Regions from separate parts of the Homo sapiens genome. Here all the other regions are linked to region 4. The links are chromatin loops, found by intact Hi-C in ENCODE. Cell type or tissue: IMR-90. All regions are shown on one strand. Region 1 overlaps LOC124903465 (a long non-coding RNA gene). Region 2 overlaps LOC145845 (a long non-coding RNA gene). Region 3 overlaps DPH6 (diphthamine biosynthesis 6). Region 4 overlaps LOC105370770 (a long non-coding RNA gene).

What was found. Peaks named below come from ENCODE experiments on the same cell type or tissue, not always from the same donor. Only the 100,000 strongest peaks of a DNase experiment are listed, where the experiment ranks them.
Region 1: a loop joins it to region 4, with 2.8 times the contacts of the local background. A loop is called at or near these places in 19 of 110 quality-filtered maps.
Region 2: it touches region 4 in a loop (2.4-fold over the local background); 37 of 110 quality-filtered maps call a loop at or near these places.
Region 3: it touches region 4 in a loop (4-fold over the local background); 17 of 110 quality-filtered maps call a loop at or near these places.

The regions. Positions count from the first base shown.
Region 1 is chr15:37,104,087-37,109,086 of GRCh38, reverse strand. It overlaps LOC124903465 (a long non-coding RNA gene), which reads right to left. Exons shown (of 2, transcript XR_007064581.1): 2 at 1-5,000. Among named protein-coding and RNA genes, the nearest start is that of MEIS2, 6.0 kb to the right of the region's middle. RefSeq lists an enhancer at 1,951-2,492. In IMR-90, a CTCF peak has its summit at 2,515; no DNase peak of the experiment used is centred here.
Region 2 is chr15:36,880,767-36,885,766 of GRCh38, reverse strand. LOC145845 (a long non-coding RNA gene) reads left to right here. Exons shown (of 7, transcript NR_024264.1): 2 at 3,235-3,437; 3 at 4,099-4,270. Among named protein-coding and RNA genes, the nearest start is that of MIR8063, 90 kb to the left of the region's middle. RefSeq lists enhancers at 3,722-4,292, 4,764-5,000. In IMR-90, a CTCF peak has its summit at 1,928 (motif pointing left); a DNase peak (open chromatin) is centred at 1,906; H3K4me3 peaks cover 898 bases; H3K27me3 peaks cover 1,110 bases.
Region 3 is chr15:35,517,695-35,522,694 of GRCh38, reverse strand. All of the region lies in intron 3 of DPH6 (diphthamine biosynthesis 6), which reads left to right. Among named protein-coding and RNA genes, the nearest start is that of DPH6, 26 kb to the left of the region's middle. In IMR-90, a CTCF peak has its summit at 2,961; a DNase peak (open chromatin) is centred at 2,944.
Region 4 is chr15:36,498,292-36,503,291 of GRCh38, reverse strand. It overlaps LOC105370770 (a long non-coding RNA gene), which reads right to left. Exons shown (of 4, transcript XR_932113.1): 3 at 1,589-1,738. Among named protein-coding and RNA genes, the nearest start is that of CDIN1, 79 kb to the left of the region's middle. In IMR-90, a CTCF peak has its summit at 2,026 (motif pointing left); a DNase peak (open chromatin) is centred at 2,021; H3K27ac peaks cover 253 bases.

The sequences.
Region 1 (5,000 bases), 610 kb before region 4:
ACGGAGAGTATGGAGCGATGGAATGTTTGTGTTTCAATAAGTCTTTAATTTCTCTGAGATTTTTAGGACAGGGACTTCAGTGGATTCTAGCTTTCTATCCGCTTTCTATCCCTTTCCCCTCCACACCCCATAAAATAAATGATTGCCACTGATCTGATGTGCCAGGTGAAAATGGGTAGAATTAAAACTATCAATTCTGTTTCCAACGTGTGTCTTTCACTTGAGTTCAAAAGCTTTTAAAGTTAAAACGTGCCGATCATTTATAAGTATTATTTCTTTTTCTACCATCGAGGCTTTTAAGTAAAAAGAAAGAAAAGGTGTTTACATTTCCAAATTCATTTTCCCTGGAAGATTTCAATCTGCCAGGTAATTTGATGATGGACCCTTACGGTATGAGAACGTCTACCTGGTGAAGCCTGGTTTACCCGAGTGCGGCCAAGTACACTCAAGTCCAGTTTTTCCGTTTTTTTACTCCAATGGTATATTTGGAGCTGGGATGTGGATATTTAAATTCGAAGCTTTCCAAGTGCCTCAGTACTATTTTGAAGAAGAGGTTAGAGTAGGCAGAATTGGGGAGAAAGGAAGAAGGATCTCTTTGAAAGTTAGAGATGGTGAAAAAGACATGTAATCCGATGTGGAAAATTGAGTAAAAGAGGTAGTGCACACTTTAGCTTAGGCAAAGATTGCTGAATCCTTTGAAGAAACTGACACGGATTTTCCAGAGATGGGGTGGGTGTAGGGGGGGAATCCTAGGGTGGGCATTTTATGTAAATTAGCATATTTGAAATATAGTACAAATCCAGTATAGTAAAACTGACAGTTCTGACAGTATTGACAACATAAATATATGTTTGAACACTGCATTTTCAGACACTTAACCGATGAAGCAATAAAAAAAATTCGACTACAATATTTCAAATAATCGACATTGATGTTTTGATACATCTTTTTATACTCCAAATCGATCTATCACTCTGGGGCTGGTCAATTTTAAGTAAAAATGTGCTGCTATTATTTGTACCTTGGCTAATGATGACCTAATAACAGTCCCCAATTAATTACACCCGAACCGTGCTTTTTTTTCCTTCTGCAATGGAGGTGGGGGGCAGTTCTTGGAAAACAGAACCCACTATTGTGCCATCCTTCCCCTCCCTTGTATTCCATGTTTGCCACGGGTGGGGGTGGGACTTCAGATTTAGGAAGGGGTCTTTGTCTGGTTGATCATAGACGTCACAGGCTGAGGTCCCCTCACCTGAAATAACCACCCTCTGGGTCTGTATTGGGAATACGGTCCTCACTTTTACTTTGCAATGTCAAAACTAAATTTTAGAAAATTCAATCATAACTCTCCTTCAGGTCCCATGTCCTTTCCTCTGTTTCAAGGACTAGATGGAAGAGATTTGCTCAAAGATTGGAAATTTCTCTCGGGCTGTGTGTGTATGTGCGTGTGTGTGTGAGAGAGAGAGAGAGAGAAGAGAGAAGACAGCGCGCGCCACATGAGAATTTTAATAAAGTAGGGACACAGCCAGGTCCAAATCTAAAGCACCTAGCCTGAGTAGAATCTCTCCCACAGCCCCATCCCCTCTGACCTCCCTACCCGGCGTTCGATTGTTTACCGGCTACTGAAGAAAAAAAAAAAAAGCTACAAATAAGAAAGACAATGACCTGCAAATTGCAGGAAAGCAGGGAGGAGACTGTTGGGTATTGCATCCCAGGCGTGCCTCCTCCCGCACTATGACTGTTGGCTTTCTCTCTTTGCCCTGTGAGTTTTCCAGTTCTTTCCCACTCCTCTCCAGATTTGGTGGAGGTGGGGGGAGGGGGAAAAGAGATAAAGCTGATTAATTGAAGGAGTAAACAATCCTGGACAGGCCTAGATACAAACTCGAGCAGTCCATTGTGAGGTACGGATCGGGCAGAGGCGGTGGAGGACCGCTCGCACCCCCACTCCGACTCCATCTCGCAGGCTAGGCGCCGCGCCGTGCTGTTCCCCCCCCCGCCACCCCCACCTCCCCCGTTAAGCCCCGACCCTTCCTCAATCTCGCACTGAGACTCGGCCTTCTGACCTAAAACTGAGCTGGGCTCCTAGCCCTGAATTCCAGTGTCTGATTTCTTTCCTCCAAACTTCATGAATGCAGTTTTAAGCCTCTCCAAACCACCGCCAGCTGAGACGCTGGGACTTAAGCGGCACGCTAAGCAACTTTAAGATGCTAATCAAAGGCAAAGGATGTGTGTGATCCGCGCTGGGTAAGGGGGAGGAGGGATCAGAAAAGAGAGATCCGTCGCCAGAGCATCTCCCACTTGCGAGAGTTACTAGCCTCTGGCCGGGGCTTTCCAAGCCGCCTGCGCTGAAGTAGGGGTAGGAACTAGACAAGAGGCCGCAGGAGGACAGAAAAAAAGAGGAAAACAATCGAGCGGAAGAGACGAGAGAAAAAGCAGGAGAGAGGAAGAAAGAGAGGAAAGAAGAGAGCGCGGGAAGGAGGAAGAAACAGTGAGAGCAAGCGCACGTCGTGTTTGGAGCCCCGCCAGATAGCGCTAGAGGGCTATTTATTGAAGTCCTTTCTATGAGATGGTGAAGCCCCTAAAATTGGGAGAAATAAAAGAAAAGGGGGCATAAAGGAAAAAAGTATAATAATTTTACTCCATTTTATTTAAAAAATAAAGTGTGGGGTGCTTAAACGTTATTAATGGGAGGAGGCGGAGAATAAATCATTATAGAAAGTTTAAGTGGGAAAAGGACCAAAGAACCAAAAACCACCACCACCACCACCACCACCACCAACAACAACAAAAGCAAACAAAAAAGTCCCCTTCCTTCTGTTGATCCCAGCTAGGAAGAGTGAGTAAAGTTAACAGGTAAGGAAGCCAGTGGAATTATTTCTAGGCCAACTTTCAGAGCTGCTGGTTACACTGCTGGGAAGGTCAAGAATAGTTCACAAGGATGAGCCGATGTTTATGGAGAAGGGATGTTTTAAAAGTAATAGATGGCTGCAAGGGGTGGAGAGGGAAAGACAAACACGTTATTGGAAACGCCAAATAAAATATATATCAAAAATTCCAACTGTCAGCCAGCAGGTCTTGAACAGAAGATAGCCCCTTCTGCCTTTGTCCCAGCGATGCTGGGCTCAGGGCTGTTTCTGCAGGGCTGAAATCAAACTCCTTGAATAACAATTTAGAAATACTCTGAGACGCTTGGAGAAAATAACTAGACTACAAAAAAAAAAAATCACTGTGTCATTCAGAACCCAAAGAAAAGTGCTGGGGATGGAAAGAGAAGACCTAGTGACAGAAGTGGAGTCCAGAGAGAGAGAGAGATGGAGAGAGAATAACATATTTTTGATCACTGTTACTTGCTCAGTTCAGTAATGCAAGAAATAAAATTTCTTTCAAATGATACTTTACTTTTAAGTATTGACTTGGTTTTATCCTAAAATCTCTGGCATTTCACATATCTAGCTTCTCATTTTAAACCTGAATTTTCCTTTTACCTGAAGGAATTTTTGAAAATCAAAGTAATAATTCATGTCTTTTTTCAAAATCAGTAAAGAGAACTTCCCTCCCGGAATAAAAATTAACCTTACAGAGTTTTTAAAGATATGCTTAATCCAAAATATTCCAAATCAAAACATTAAATAAAGTTACAGATAAGATTAAGGTTGGACTTATTTGCTTCTCTAGCAAGGCGTCAATTGTTCTAACTGTTGTAAGAAGACAAAAAGGATTTAAACCTGGCGATTTTAATACACAGATTAACACTTTGGACTTCTCAGTTCTGAGGAATTTGAAGTTATCTGTGCTAAGAAGCTATAACTTTCAAGGAAAAGAAAAAGAAACAGCTACACAAGCTCCTTAAGGAGTGTGGGCAAATTCACCTAGAGTCTGGGTTCATAAATTCTTGGTTCAAATTAAACACTCCCCATAAAGCCAATGCCCTTCAAATTAAGGGACTATAGTGGAATTCAATTATTCCTTTTAAATCTTAAATGTTACCTATAATAGCATTCCATGTTGGCTCAAAAAAAGAAAATGAAAAATAGAAAAGTAGCAGTTTTCAGAACTCTTGGGGCTGCTTCAATAAGAAAGAGGTGATTAAAAACAGACTCTTAAATTTGAGAGGCCCGATTCCCCCTTCCACTGGTCCCCACCCGCTTGGTCCCCTCCTTTTCACCTCTTTTTTATGCAGTACCCCCACCCCCACTCCAGAGCTAAGTAGCTGATTTGGGATTCTGAAGAAATAGGTTTCACCATCCATATTTGTTCTGGGGCACTTGTAAAATGCGATTTGTAGAGGGTCTTTAGCCTTCTGATTGTCTTTGAATTGTTTTTACTGAAACAGATCTTTTGCAGTTAATGAGTCCCCACGCAGCTGGACAGCTCCTCTCGGACACTGAGAACTCTAACCCCAAAATGACCCCAATTTGACACCGCAAGATGAAATTTTACCGCCTGTTAAAACCATTTCCAGCCTGGGCAGAAGGAGCTGACTGTTGACGGAGGTGTGTGCCACCTCCTGCGACCCCCATTTCGTGCCTGTCTCCCGGGCCTGCCCCACCTACTTTCCTTTCACCCCAAATATGGGAGAGCAGATGAGCCTGGAAGCCTGGGTGGGAGTGCCAACGCTGACAATGGGGCATTAGCAAAATGCCACCAGGATGGAAATCAGTAAGTGCGGGTACCCTACTCCTTTGGAATCGCTTCTATTGGACTGGAAAATTGGGGATGAGGGAAACCAGGAAATTCTTATATGTTAGATGAGCCTTTTTCAGCTCTATTAATAAAACACCCGCAAGTTGCTGATTAAAGGTAATAGTGTTTTGAATTCAGCAGACTGACCAAGAACCAATACCTTGAATCGACTCCAACTTGATCTCCTCATGTGTAATCCACTACACTAGGACTGCTATTTTAAACTAACAGTTTCATAAGTGACATGCAACTAGATCAGTAAGATCTCTTTCGTTCAAAGAAATTCTGGGTTCTCCCCTGAGACAACTGGCAAATTT
Region 2 (5,000 bases), 380 kb before region 4:
ACATAATTAGAGAAGAATAGGACAAGGCAGAAAAATGAGCCTTTGGGACCTCTTTATAATTTAAGAAGAAATAATAATGAAGGGAAATTGAATATCTAAGGCTTGCTATTACATTTTTTGAGGCCAATATCCGTTTAAGAACAAATCCTCAGAGATGCCAGGAAGGGCCTGGGTTTCCAAATGGAACTACTCACAAAGTTCCTTTTGCAGTTCCTTCTTCTGTTAATTTGCTGGGAATGAGAAGACTAGGGAAAAGGCGATGTGTGTGGTGTACCAAGGGCTTAAGTAAGAGTATGATGGGAAGGGGCACCTAGATATAATGAGGCTGCTGTTTTAAGCTGAATAGAAAAGAGGAGAAGAAAGAAAAAGCCACACAACACCACAATACACTTTAAAATAATTCTCACCCACCTGCCTTCCTTTTTCTCTAACCACACACTATATTGAATAGTACACATAGGTGGGGGAAATTTCTAGTTCATCACCTTCTGTCTGTAGACCCACCAACGGAGCCCCCTTCCCTTAGATTCCTGACATGTAAGCCTAGACCATGGCCTTTTTATCAAGTGAGTGGGGCTTTGTTAATGTATTTGTACTTTTCTGCTTTCAGTCTAAGTTTCTCGCTTTGGAGGAGGGAGGAGATGCAAGAAAGGAGGGGGAGGGGGGCAGAACACAAAGACTTTATCTAGTTCTCACCAAGCAGGTTTCAAAATAGGAACTTAATGGGAAGAAAGACGAAAGAATTAAAAAAAATAAGAGGGGCGTGAGAATTGTTTATTACAAGTTTACTTGTCTGGAAGAGAGGTGATTCTGTGGATATTTTTCGCTTTGAGGATTCTGTTTGCCTCTTATTGAAACATTTTCAAATTTTAATCCTTTAGCAGACAAAACCTCAATATAAATATGACATGGGCCACTGACAAAAAAACGAACTTAAACTCAGTGCTTAGAAGGGAGGAGGTGTGGGGAGGAGAGAGCCCTTTCTGATTAATAACTAGCAGGGTAATGTTGAGGGCTTTTTCTGCCCGATTGCCTTTTTGAATTAGAGCCGATTTCTTCACACTTCAATAGTGCCTGTCTCCTTTAAAATGACTGGCAGATTTGTTTCTCTTTTTTTTTCTCTCCCTGAGACTTAATGATGTAAATTTTCTAATTAGTTAAATCATATTGCTTAAAGGCCTAATATTTACCATGTAAGAAATGATCATCCAGATTTGGACCACTTGAAATATTCTGAGAAATAACACTTGGCTTTTAGGTTGAGGGATGAAGAGGAGAAAGCTGTATTACGGGAAGCTGTTTAGAGAAGAGAAGGCATAAACCCGGTAACATGTTAAATTAATAGATGAAGTTGAGCTGGGCTCACACCCCAAGTCCGCTTTTATTTTTCAATCAGCGAAGATTTAATTGGCAGCCCTCAGGCTGGGCGATCTGATATTTTCTCATTAGTTTCCCATCACTAATCTTGAGTGTTAGATTGGCTCAAAGGTTGTCAACATTTGACCAATTTTATTTAAGGAAAAAAAAAAATCATGCATTATGGCTCCTGGACGTGAGATCTGCAAATAAATCCTGCTTGGATCAGCGGAACCAACAGGCGAAAAAAATGTTGACTATTCATCGTCGCATTTAATAAGTTGCATTAATGTATATTTCAAGGCGAGAGAGAGAGAGATTATACATGTGGTGCGTAGATGCCGATGAAAAGAAAGAGGTGGATGGGGAACGGGATGCACTATAAGCGGGATGGGTAGGTAAAGTGAGACGTAGAAGCATTTCGAACCGAGGGTAAATAACCCAAGTGGAATAGCTGTTGAGGATTTAGGAACTACAATCCCCCCTCCCTTTCCTTTTGCAGCTGCGTGAAACTGCCAAGCCTGTCTTGCAAGCACAGAGTGGCTCTGCTGTCTAGTCCAGAGCTAACATCAGAGCGCCCCCTGCTGGCAATTAGAGCAGAACGCTGCGGGTCAGCCCCCTGCGAAGCGAATCTTGTTTTTCTGCGCACCCCACCTTTCACTGACTCCTTCCACCGCCCCCACGTCCATTCTCCAGCAAAACCCCGCGGCAGGGGAATACCTTGTCAAGGACTGAACATTTAAATGAATAAATGATAATAATAATAATAATAAAATGCGAAGGAACCCCCCCACCTTCGCTTGGCCTCTGGGGAATAAACTATCAAAAGCCTTGGCAGAGGACACCTTTCCTTTTTCTACATCTCTGTATTCTCTGCGTTTTCGCTACAGTTTGTTTTTCCTGCAGAACTGCAGATTCCGAGTCCAAGGAAATGTTTTTAATAGATGCTGTAGACGTTTTAAAAATGGATATCTGATGGGGAAAGAGGCCAATACAAAGCAATATTTTGCATCCTCACAAAATTAAACTCCCAGGAAACTCGCACTGTTTAGAAAAGTCTTGAGGGATAGCTTTCGGAATTCAGACGGTTCCTTGTCCAGAATGACCCTTTCCTGCAACGCAAAGCAATACCAGACCCTGTCCGAATCTTTTTTTTTAAGCAGAAAAAGTGTTTAAAAGTTGTCACCATAGCTACACACACACACACACACACACACACACACACACACACACACACGTCTTTTCCATGGGTGTGTCTATTCTTTTTGGGGTCGTACTTCTCAATTTTGCTGGAAACGGAAAAGGTAGCTGAAGTGCACCAAAATAACCGATGTCTTTGACATTTGATCTTACTATAGTGTTTCACGTCCAATGCAAGGTGTGAGACTGCTACTATTTGAGAGAATTTTGGTTCTTTTTCAACGGTTCGGTGCATAGAGGCATTTTCTTGGTTTCCCAGTTAATCTGCCGCGGGATTTATGAGCACCATGTAACGCGAGGGCGCACAGGTAACGAGAGCCGGAACAATCTCAGGCTGGCAGCCGCACCGCCTGCACCGCCAACCTCCACTCTTGGGAAAGGCGCTGGCAATGCAGCCCTGACTCGGATAAGTCTTCCAACCGCAACCAGACCCCCACATAACGAGTGTCAATCTACACCGCGGAACGACTTTTGTTTCTGAGGGAGTTTTTGGTTTTGCTTTCCAAAGTACCGGATTTTGGGATTTTGTTAAAACAGTGCTCAGAAATGAGGCGCGGGGGAAGGAACACGGGCAGGGAGGACAGCAAGGGAAAGGTGTGTCTCTGGACTTTAATTTCTTGCCAGAGTAGCAGGACTTTCTGGTTTAAAAATCCATTCTCCTCTTTCGCTTCTTCCCAGAAGCCCTGTGTCACCCCTTCTCCAACCCCCATTCCCATCTTTGGAGACACTCAGGGAGGGGACAGGGACCCCGGTGACTCCCTAGAACCAGCGCTCCTAGGGCAAGGCAGAGGTGGGAGACAACCCGGTCTTCAGGCCAGTGAAGTGATGCCTCAGTCTGATTGTGTTTGAAGATTTGCTGGGGCTATTGTGTGACAATTGAGGTAAAGTTAAATATTGATACTCCAAGCTGTTATCATTTTGGGGGGTCTGTTTTGAGGAAGTCCATTGGGTTCAAACTGATTTTAAATATAAATCCTGCTCTGGGGAAGCAGAATCTACTGCCTGCAACGGGGGTTGACTGTTTGAAAGGTCCTCGTTAAGCTCAGAAGTGGAAGGGAAGTTATCTGCAGACCATATGAGTCTATTCAAATATATATGTATATACGTATGTGGGTATATATACAAAATATCTATATATAGCTATCTACATATCTGTACAAAGAAAACAAAATAATAAAGACAAGAAAGGGGGTGTCCCTCATAGCAGTTGAATCCAAATAAAAATATTTCTCTCACATATAAAGGAAATATGATCATCTCATTGTATTGTCTCTGTTTGACTTAATGAAATTTGGAGACATTGACAGTCTGGTCAATGTTCTAAGTAAATTAATGTGAAGGTCCTTAGGAAGAGACGGAAAACACCCCTTGCCATTAATCTTAAACCACTTGAAGATTATGAGTAAAAGAATGGGATCACTAAGCATTACCATCTCAAGTAGCTGTTAACTGCCCCCATCCCTTTATTGTGGCAACAAAATAAACTCTTCACTAAGAATGATGTTTCTTCCTTTTTTGTCTTTGTTTTTGTTTTGCTTTAAGGGCAAAGAAGGGAAAACAGAAGCAAAGAAAACTGTTTCAAAAGTCTTGGAATTGCTACTGTTAAAAGGCTGCGGTTCATTTCTGATTTCCTCATCTTTTGCTACAAAGGAAAAAGAAATCCAATGATGTGTCTACCTTTGGTGAGAAGAAAACACGAGCAACAGCAGTGTAGGTGTGTTTGTTTGTTTTTCTTTTTTCCTGGAAAAATATTTTTAATATTCACCAATTAGCGAGTTGAAAGCTGTGGAGATGTAAAAGATGTTCTCTTGTCCACATCTATTTGTTGAGTTTCGTCAATGGAGTTTTGTAGGCATTTGTACCAGATAGAAATGGAGAGAAAGAGAATTAAACACTTGCCAAGGAACAATATATACACTTTCAGGTAACTCCACCTAATCCTGTATTTGAGTGCTGATAGGGAGGAGGAGGGGGTGCTATTTTCCCCTCACAAACCCCCCAAAGCCGTATTAGACAGAAAGAGGGGGTGAGAACTCTATGACTGAGCATTCTGACAAAAATGGAAGCAGCACCTCTCTGCTCCTAGACCCCTAAGGAAAGACGCCCCCAAAATGTGCAAAAGCCGTTATGTTTCCTTTAGAGTCCTGAGTTGGGTGGACCTTTCAGAGACATACACAGTCATTAATATTTTAAAAAACAAAATGCAGAAACGGAGGGCAGTGGCTAACAGAAAAGAAAAACATGCTAAAATTTATTCCTGAAACACCGCAAATTTCCAGATGCCACAAAAAATCAATGCAAACGCACCCCCTCCTAACTGAGCAGACAGACCCGGTGAGGGTTCCAGTTGAAACTGGAATTGGAGATCTGAACTCCGCTAGAGCAATGGGAGACGTTACCCCGAGGCTTCCGGAGTGGAGGTAGGGGACGTCTCCCTCCTTCCA
Region 3 (5,000 bases), 980 kb after region 4:
TTTGGCATCTACTTAAAAATGCACTGAATGGTATTGGGGGAAAGGAAATCTTTCCTATTGATTATCAAATCAACAGGATGTCAGCCATTCCCCAGGTCCTTTTTGAAGGTTCATGAGGAGCCTGTTTTTCTTTCAGGGTTGGTTCTTGAAAGCTTGTATGTGAGAGATTTTATTATTTTATTTTATTTTACTTAATTTTTTTGCTGTGACAAATGTCTGTTGTTTTCTAAACAAGAAAGCCAGTGTCCCAGTTAGGTGCATTGAGTTATTTTCATTCACTTGCAGTCCTGTTGTATTAATACTGAATAAGCAGAGACAGCCTGACTGGTGGTGAAAGATGGTAATCCAGCCTCAGGGCTTTTTCTGGTCAATCCTAAACCTCTGATTGCCACGTTTTCCTAATTTCCCATTTCCAGGGCATCACTAGAATGACCTTGCTTGCTGAATATGATGCTCTGAATCTCCAAGATTTTCACATGCATTTGAAAGTGGGCAGCCAGGCGATTGTTTACAGGACTCCAAATGAACTGTGCACTCACAGCAAGTTTGATAAACACACATTTCCTCCTTTTATCAGTGAGATTGCAAAATGTGAAGTATGAGTTTCCAGTTTTACTGATTCCCCTCAACCCTTTTCCTGTTTAAAAACTTAGACATACTAATTGGATGCTGATCTGTCCCTGTTTTTCATTCTGCTTGCTGGTAGTTGACGGCTTAGTTTAGTACTTACCTAGGCAAGATTTGGCAAACCTTCAAAAATGAACTTTCCATGTATTCAACTTAAAGGAGATTCATCCCAAGGAATGTAATGTGAACACTAATTAACATTAATGACTGCTAATCACTTTGCTTTTTATACTCCTTTAGGAGCACTGCTATTATCCAATGTAGTTAAGTAAAATGCTTGTATATGAATCAACAATGTTGCATCCTTTTAGCAGCTATTGCTCACAATCAAGCTTTGCATAAATTAAAGTTGACTAAAATTGATTTTAATATGCTGCTCTTCTTCAATAGTAAACTAAAATATCTAGTTAAATATCCTGCATATTAAAAATACATTGCCTGATTTTTTTTGTAGTCATCCTGTGGTAGATGAAAAGCAATATTGCAAATACATTTTCTCACAGTTCATGACACTTTCTCTTAGATTTCTTCAAAATTGAACACAACTCTTCATAGTCCTATCAGCACTTTGATTCTGTTGTAAGCATTAATTTTGTTAGATCAATGAAAAGCAATCAGCCTATGTTTAATTTTTCTGAATTTGTTCATTTACTTCCTAGAGGATCTTACAGATTCTTTAGATGATATAGTCTATTTATATAAAGTTGGTTCATAGGATTGTACATTCAACATTCATTAAAAAAGGTTGTTTATTATGTTTAGTGAATTACAGGACCATTATAAAAGCTTTCTGTTTATTTACATGCATTCAATGTACCTGTGACTAGAACTGCCTTGCCTTAGGAGGAAACTAAGCAAAACCCATAAATTAATAATTTAAGGGAGCAATACTCAAGTAGCATTTCAGTTAAAAAGTAAAGCCTCAGAGTCAGTACTAGCCACTTTAGCATTGCTTTACTTTTTGACTTTTATTGGCTGAAAATAACTTGTTAAACTGGAGCTTTTGTAATAAAATGAAATCTACATACCATCTAAAGCCCCTTCCCCTCCTTTTGATTTATGAGTAGGTTGACATATTACTGGAGAATTTGTAACACTTTCACAGTTCTGCACTTTGATTTCAGAGAAGGTGCTAATCTCTCTGGAATTTTGAGAGTGACAAAATGAGTTGTATACTGTTTTTCCAGGGAATTTGGGTTCCTTTATTAGAGGCCTTAGTTTTATTATGGTACCTGTATTAATGTGGATTTATCCAATATGTGATATGGTGGTATGATTAGATATACATTAATGGAGGATTTTTTTTTCATTGTACATATTCTACTTGGTTTGATCATATTATAATTCTCACAGCTAATGTCCATGTTTCTACAGAGGTTCAGCAATTCAGGATATTATTTTCAAATTACCAAAATGAGATAATTTAACTCCCTTTTACTTTTGCATTATTTTTAGTGGAAAAAAATTAAATGGTAGTATTATAAGAAGCTTTATGCTGTGTATGCTAGTCTTATTGTATATATGTACTGAAAGTACCTTTGACACTGTACTTAATTGGATTTAATTTCAAAGAATTGTAACAGGAATTATGTGAGAGAATAGAAAATATATGGAACTTAATTAAGTGCTGTCCATATGTAAAGGTAAGATTCATGACTATTGTTTGATGTAACTTATTTATTTTACATCCTGATACTGTTGTATAATAGCACAAAATGCATGTCTATGAGGAAAAACTTGCTTTTTCTATTTTACTTTGAGTTTTTATGTGTAATAAAATTATGCTTAAAATAGGCGAGGATTTCAGTTTTGATTCTTCTTCTTTTGTTTTTTTTTTGTTTTTTTTTGTAGCATGTTTACTTTCACGTGAGAGTGATTGATCTGTAGCTGTCATTTTATCCAAGAAGGGACAAATGGAATTGGTCTTTTAGACAAAAGTATGCAAACAGACTGCATTCTTTCTGTTGATAGAATTATGGAAGAATTGCATGAGGTGCCACATTCAGTTGCCTATTGATTGTAAAGAGGATTCTGCAGTGGGGTGCTGTTTCCAATGGATAAGGAGGTGCTATGATTACTTACCTTTCTCATGAAAGCACTACAAAGGGAAATGCAAAATGTGTGCAGTGCAGTCTTCTCTATTTGACAGTTGTTTTTGTTAAGTTTTTTCCCCCATTGAAGTCCAGCCTGTTTTAGAAAAACATACATTTTAGTTCTTTCCCCTTTATATCAGGCTTAGTAGATTTCCATGCATTTGACCCTTTAGAGAAATTACATGTTATAGACAGTTTTCTTTTTCTCAGCCTCTATTGTAAAGCTTCAAAGCTGATGCAACAGTGCCCTCTATAGTCTTTTAGTGAACATTAGACAGATGTAGATGATTTCAAATGTTCAGGTAAGAAACAGGACATTTAAATTTAATTTTTGTTCAAACAAGAGACCCCTTTTTCCTAAGTAGACATTCTTGTTTTTCACTAGTGGCTTTACTTTAAACAAAGAGAACAAAAGACCATTCTGAGTTTTCATTTAGAATTATTGGCTGCTTCTTCTTTTTATCCCTTGGTAAATCTCAAGTTTTATCAGACGTTCATCAGAGTAATTTGAGAAAGATGGAATCTTACAGGCTGTACTGTCTGTTCATGAAATATCTTTTTGAAGTTGAACTCTGATAGGAGTATTTTTTAAAAATAATTTAGTTCCTTTGTACTTGTTTTTTCTATTTAATTAGAATCTGAGTGGGCTGCCTAAAATTTGACTTCTATTTATTCCTGAATTGTGAAACCCAGTCGTTATACATGACATTATTTAAATTCAAACCAAGGGAGTTACACAATGACTAAAGTGTTTGTCATTCATTAGCATTGATTTAAATTTTAGATTTCCTTTTTCTCTTTTTGGTTACCTTTTTGATTGTATATATTGATAGCTAAGTTTTTCATTGTAAAATGCAACTAGATGTGAAGTTATGGATAATAAAAGCAGGAATCATATTTAGATATGATTAGAAGAGAAAAATGTTATGGATTAAGTTTATTTTGCTTCTGAAAGTGTTTTAATAAAAAGATCACGGGCCCAAGTCCTGGTTTCTTCATGTATTCACTATGTAATATTGAACACGTCTTAACCCCTGCAGCTGCTTTCTCTTCTATAAAATGGGAGTAAAAACACCTTATCCTTTGATGTTTTTGTGAGGTATTAGAGATAATATATTTAAGTTGGCCAGGTCATTAGAGATGCTCAAATGGTAACTTTATTTCCAAAACCACAGTGGGAAAGTAAATGGCTTTTATCTGAGGAAGTTTTTAATATAGAATCTAGAACACATTTAATGCACTTTGGATTTTAAAAGTCCTATCTGGCAATTTCTGGATTTATGTGAATCTGAAAGTTGGGATAGCATTTCTTGGTAATGTGAACTAACATAATGAGATGTGCATTCAGTCTCAACTCCCTACACACCTCATTCCCAAACTTTTAAAATAAGCTGTCTTTGGAATCTTTATTTTAGTAGAAATTTACCCACAAACCAGTATTTAGCAATGTGTGAAAACTGATGATAAAACTCAAAAAAACAAAACAAAACAGGAGTTTAAAATTTTTCCCCTTTAGTGTATCTGAAAATACTTAGGATACTTTTTCAATTATCTGGGTTCTTAGTAATAATAGTCTAGAGCCCTTATTTGTGTTTTCTAGCTATACAGCTTTTGTTTTCTCCACCAGCTACGAAGAAGACTGGTGTGTAAAATAGATGAAAATGGAGCTTTTTTGGTTGAAATGGAGATGGGGACCTAGAGTCCCTCTCTTTCAAAGCAACAGAGTTTAAAAGCCACTTGGTCCTTACAGTTTATGTACGTGTGTGTACATACACTCCTTTTGTGTAAGGGCTTTGTCTTACTTTGGTTTGAATTCATAGTGCCTAATTCTGTACCTGGCACATAAAAGATGTTCAGTTAATGTGTGCTGAATACAGAATTCTTTGAACACCAGGCCTTCCCTTACTGATTTCAAACACCTCATGCATAAAAGTGCAACTTTATGAAGCCATCTAATAGTAAAGTAATTGTTTCTCTGTGAACCAATTAAAACAAACATACTTCTGGCATAATTCATCAATTTAATTTTTTTAAAGTAAAACATTGTTTTAATTACAAATAATTATAGGAAATGAATAAGAAGTATTCGGAATGTGTCTTCAGTATAATTAAAAGCTGTTATATACCACAATGATTGGTTTAGATTCAGACACTTCAAATGACCTGATGATAAAAAATAATCTTACACAATGAACTTTGGAATTGAATGTTCTCAATATTCAGTAAATTGTTGTTTTTCTTGTAAAGTTCTTATTTATGTTTTGTATTGCTTTTGAGTAA
Region 4 (5,000 bases):
AGCATAGTCTGATTGTTCAAAGACAAAATACTGACAGATAGTCATTGAGAATTTAGGAAATAGAATCATTCACTTTATATGCATTATTAATCTGTTCTTTGTTATCCTGTTGTGTCCTTTAGCATCCTAACATTTATGCCAAATGTGCAGAATTTGGAGTAGGTCCAGAGGAAGCAGCAAAATAACTCAAGTGTTGGAAAATAGTACCAATAAAACAAGGGTAAAGAAACTGGCCTTGTTTAGTCTGGAGAAGAAAAGACTTGGAAGGAATTAATCGCAGTCTTCAAGTTCATGAAGGAACACAGTCCTTTGCAGGTAGAGGTGAACAGCTGGTCTCTGTTTCCTCTGAGAATAGTACCAGACAGCAGGGTCTTAAATGTGGTAGATGGGGATTTCAGCAAGATATTAGGAAGATCTTCTCCACCGTGCAGGGAGAGGATCTTCAGGATTTAACATGTGTTGAATTATTATTTTTGTAGTCTGCTAGTCCAAATTGCAGAACAAAAAGAGAGAATGCAATCTATAACACAGGAACCCATCCAGGAAAAGAAACAAAAAATAAATAATTGTGGATCTAGGGATAAAGTCCATCTGAGATGAAAGAAGTGCTAAATTCCAGAAGTGCATAAGAGTCAGGATACTTGATCAGAAAGGAAAACATATTACAGAAAAAAGAAAGGGATTAAATAAAGACAAAATAATGAAAATGGAAAGGATGCCATGAATTTAGAATACATTTATAATTTTAATCAAAATTATATTTTGGTGGTAAGAAAAGAATTCTAAATATTTTTATGTACAATACATAACAGCCACCAGAAATTTTAAAAAATACTGTGCAATTGAAATCCTTAAATATGAAAAATAGGGCCAAAAAATAAAAATAGGGCAAATAAACAGCTTTGCCATATTTTATTCCCAGTTTTATATGAAATAAAAAACAATGGGAAAATGAACTAAATTTCTCAAATATTTTTCTCAAATTTCTCAAATTTTTTTCGACCTTTTGATTTTTATGACGGGAAAACTGCGATTATCTGGTAAGTAAATAATACATGTGTACCACATAAAACAAGAATAAACAATGTATAGCATTCAAGAAGCAATATTGTAACAGAGAAATAACTCAGAAAAGTATTACAAAACTCATTAACATCCTTATCATCAGAGATATTAAGTGACTGCTCAGTGATATAGGTTTTATGCAGCTCAAACAAAGGAATATGACCCATGAATTCAAGAAACTTAGAAGGTTATCATTTGATAACAATGTTGCAGTCTAGGTAAATCACCTGGGATTGTAAAATCTATTGCACTTAGATGATGTTTAGGTGTATAAATACAAAAGCATAAGTGACCATTTCAGCAAACTGAATTGTTAAAGGATGTGCATTAGCTTTTAAAATAATTACAGAGGTTAAAATTGTTACTCGCCTTGAACTATGATTGCAATTCCAAAATCAAAATTGTGCTTTATGATCACAAATGTATTATATTATGGGTCTATATAAGCAACTTTCTGCATAGATGACTCGGTCAGTTTTATCAATTTTCTAGTTACTTTTGTTTTTTCAGACAGTCACTCTACCTCTTTGAAAATGGAATGGATCCTGCTTATGTCCAGCTTTGATGAACAGTCTCAACATTTCACAGTTGCATTTTGTCATCGATAGGTTCAGTCTAATATGTTTTGCAATGCGCTGTTTTTTTTTCCTGATGTTTGAAACTTTTCTTCACTCTAAAAAGCAGAAAATAGAATAGCCCATATTTGAATTTATTTTGCCAAGATGATAGTTATGTATATTTTATAACATTCTGGTACACAGAGCTTAGCAATCTAAAAATAGAACCTTGAAAATATTTTTCTACTGCTTTTTAAAAATACACTTACGAATACTTGTAAAATGATTTTAGTTTGGAAATACATCTTAGTCTCTCTCTCTGTCTGTCTCTCGACAAAGAAAAGCCTTTTGTTCTGGTCTCTCTGGCACTACCTCATTCTGTGACTTTCTGCTGTCCCCTAGTGGCATGTTAATCTTCTTGACTACTGTGTGATTGCCCTGGAACCAATTCTCTACTCTTCTGTGCTTTCTTGTGACTCCGATTAGCAGACATTTAAAATACTATTAAACAACCCATGAGCTGCCTTTTAGAAGCAGTAACCCTGTTCTTTAGCCTAGTTTTGCATTTATGAATTCTTACCAGAGTAAACATGTCCAGGGGAGGCATGCTATGTAGATACATTTGATTATTTCGCCACAATCAACATTTCAGGTTTTCAGAATCCTAACACAAAACTGATGAAAGCAAAATGTTATCAGTTTTGACTGTTCTATACATAACATACGGTAGCTAAAAGGTAATTTGTGACAGGTCAGACTATTTATGTCAATAGGTTTACAAACAAAAATTGCACTATTCCTTTTCCTTTGCTTTTCAAAATTCTGGTTGGTTACTCTCATTGTAATATTTGCTTTTTCCATGGTGACATATTTCTATAAAATATTTAAAAAGATAGAATGACATTATAATATCTGAAGCATTAGATTAACTCATATATGTAAAAACAGACTTGCATCAACATTTACCTGAATGAATAAAAAATGTTCTCAAAATTTCCTGTATGTTATCCTTCTTTCTACATGAATCAGAATTTTTTTTAAATTTAAAGATATTTTGGTTATTTTATCTCCCTTCTGTGTTTTATGTGCTTGAGCTACAATGTTCAGCTCTAATATGGTGTTGGGAAATTTTTCAGTACAGCATTTTAGTTTTCTGAATTAGTAATTTCAAAATGTATATAATAAAAATGGAATGTAAGAACTTGTCAAAAACAATATTTCAGTTTTTAAAAAAATTAACTTTCACTGAAAAAGGATTACTAAAAACCTGGCTTACACAATTCTTTTTAAAGATGGCTAAAAGCAAACTAAGGAGAATTTACAAGAAAAAAGGTCTGGTGAAATCCAGCCCATTAACTGAACATTACAGAAATCTGAGATGTATACTGAACTAATGATTTCTTGGCACTGTCTTGTTTGGCCCTCGTCATGGTTTTGACAATTATCATATGAATAGCAACACTTTTTTCTTTCTGAACTCAGGGGGAAGGGAGTTTGGGAGGGGTTGGGGTGGGAAGGAGGCCCAAAGCCCTGGAAACTCCTATTTCTTAATAATTCAAGGGTACAGTTCGGCCGTGTGGAAGAAAAAAGAACTAAGCTGTAAGGTTCTGTTCAGTGACAATGTTCTTGTTTCTTCAAAGAGAATTTGATGTAGTTTTTGAACTGCCTCTCATCTAAAAGGTCAGATTGCTGCCCAATTTAGTCATTTTGTCTGTTTATACATGCCTCCATTGGGATAAGATATCAAAAAACAAAGCTCTAGATTGCAATCAATCTTGGCTTGAGTGCAAAGTCATCCAGCCAATCCAAGAGATCCTACTGACTACCATGGGGAAAGGGTAAAGGAAAGGTTTAAACCTCCTAAACTTTTTCTCAAGAGAAACCTCTTCTAAACTACTTTTCTAAACCTCCTTAACAAATGATGGAGCTCACACCCCCTCTTTCAATTTTGCCCTGACATCCAATTTCTCAAATTCAAATGACATCGTTTTCTAAAAATATATTCTCCCTCAACCATTTTAATTTACAATAGCTATTTTTCACACAGAAATGTCTGATTTTTTTAGTTGTCTATTCAGATTGTAAGTGTTCCAAAAATGTTCTCCTGGAGTTATTTTTAAAAACTTATGGTACGTTAGATAATAAATATTGTTGTTCTGTTACTGGAAACATTGAACGCAACATATTTGACAGGTTAATAGGAATGAGAATTCTATTTGAAATTTTAATTAATTTTAGTTTAGATAAATGTGCCTTTCAAAATCTTAATTCTAATGAGTAAATGGGAAAATTTATTTAATATTATAGATTATATTCAGTTAATTATCTTGTAGATTATTTGGAAAATAAAAACAGGAAAGAGTTTCTTTATTTTAAAAAAATTAAATCTAGAGACAGTCTTAATAAATCTCCTCTAAAGTAATATAGCATTATCAGTGGCCTATTCTCTACAGAATTAGGTTTTCCAAAACAAATAATAAAGCTGAACAGTCCTACTTTTTACAACTCTGGAGACTATCTAAACAAAATGAACAGATTTATAGGGCTATTTTTAGTGTGTGTCACTTGTATTACAGTTTACATTTGCTTTCGAACCTTATTTGACATTCTTGGGAGAAAAATACAGGCAGAACCCTCATTAAGATCCTTAATAAAGGATAGTCTCCAAAGGGCAGTTACCAAAAAACCAAAGTTGAGGCATGTATAAGAACGTTCCTTTGGACTTCATGTCATGCTGCTTCATTTTCATTTGTCTAAATAGTACAGCCCTGAACCAAAATGCAGATTTATAGGTTCTGTTTATAAAAATCATCAGGCATTGGTATAGCCTACATTATAATAATAACTGAAGTGAAAGCACATTTTTAATGGTAGGAATTTTCCCACAGCAACAGGTAAGTACGCTACACTTAAATAACTATTATTTTTCCATAAACTGTATATTCGCAGTAAAGTGAAAATTAACTTGCTGGAGAAGCATAGTACAATGTTGTGATTTTCTGCAAGCCATTCTCCCATGAATAAAAATGCATGGAAAGCCTTATGTAATGTTACGAAATATGTCATCACACATAGATTTATGGAAAAACCATGTACTATTTTGAAATATAGATGCAAGGATTAAATGTTTCCATTTTGTGTAAACCAAGTTTCTCTAGCAGTTTGTTCCATGTGAGGAGAAAGGCCAGTGCCTTCCATCGTGAAGGGGACCCAATTTCACTTGTTTGTACAAATAAGGAATGAAGAATTCACTTCCCTTTGTTTATTCCGAAAAGATATATCGAGAGGAAAATGTTAGAAATCTAAGACAGATACATATTTAACCGCTTTATCATATTTGTTTTCTTCTATGTAAACGGGAACACTTCGATAAGGTTA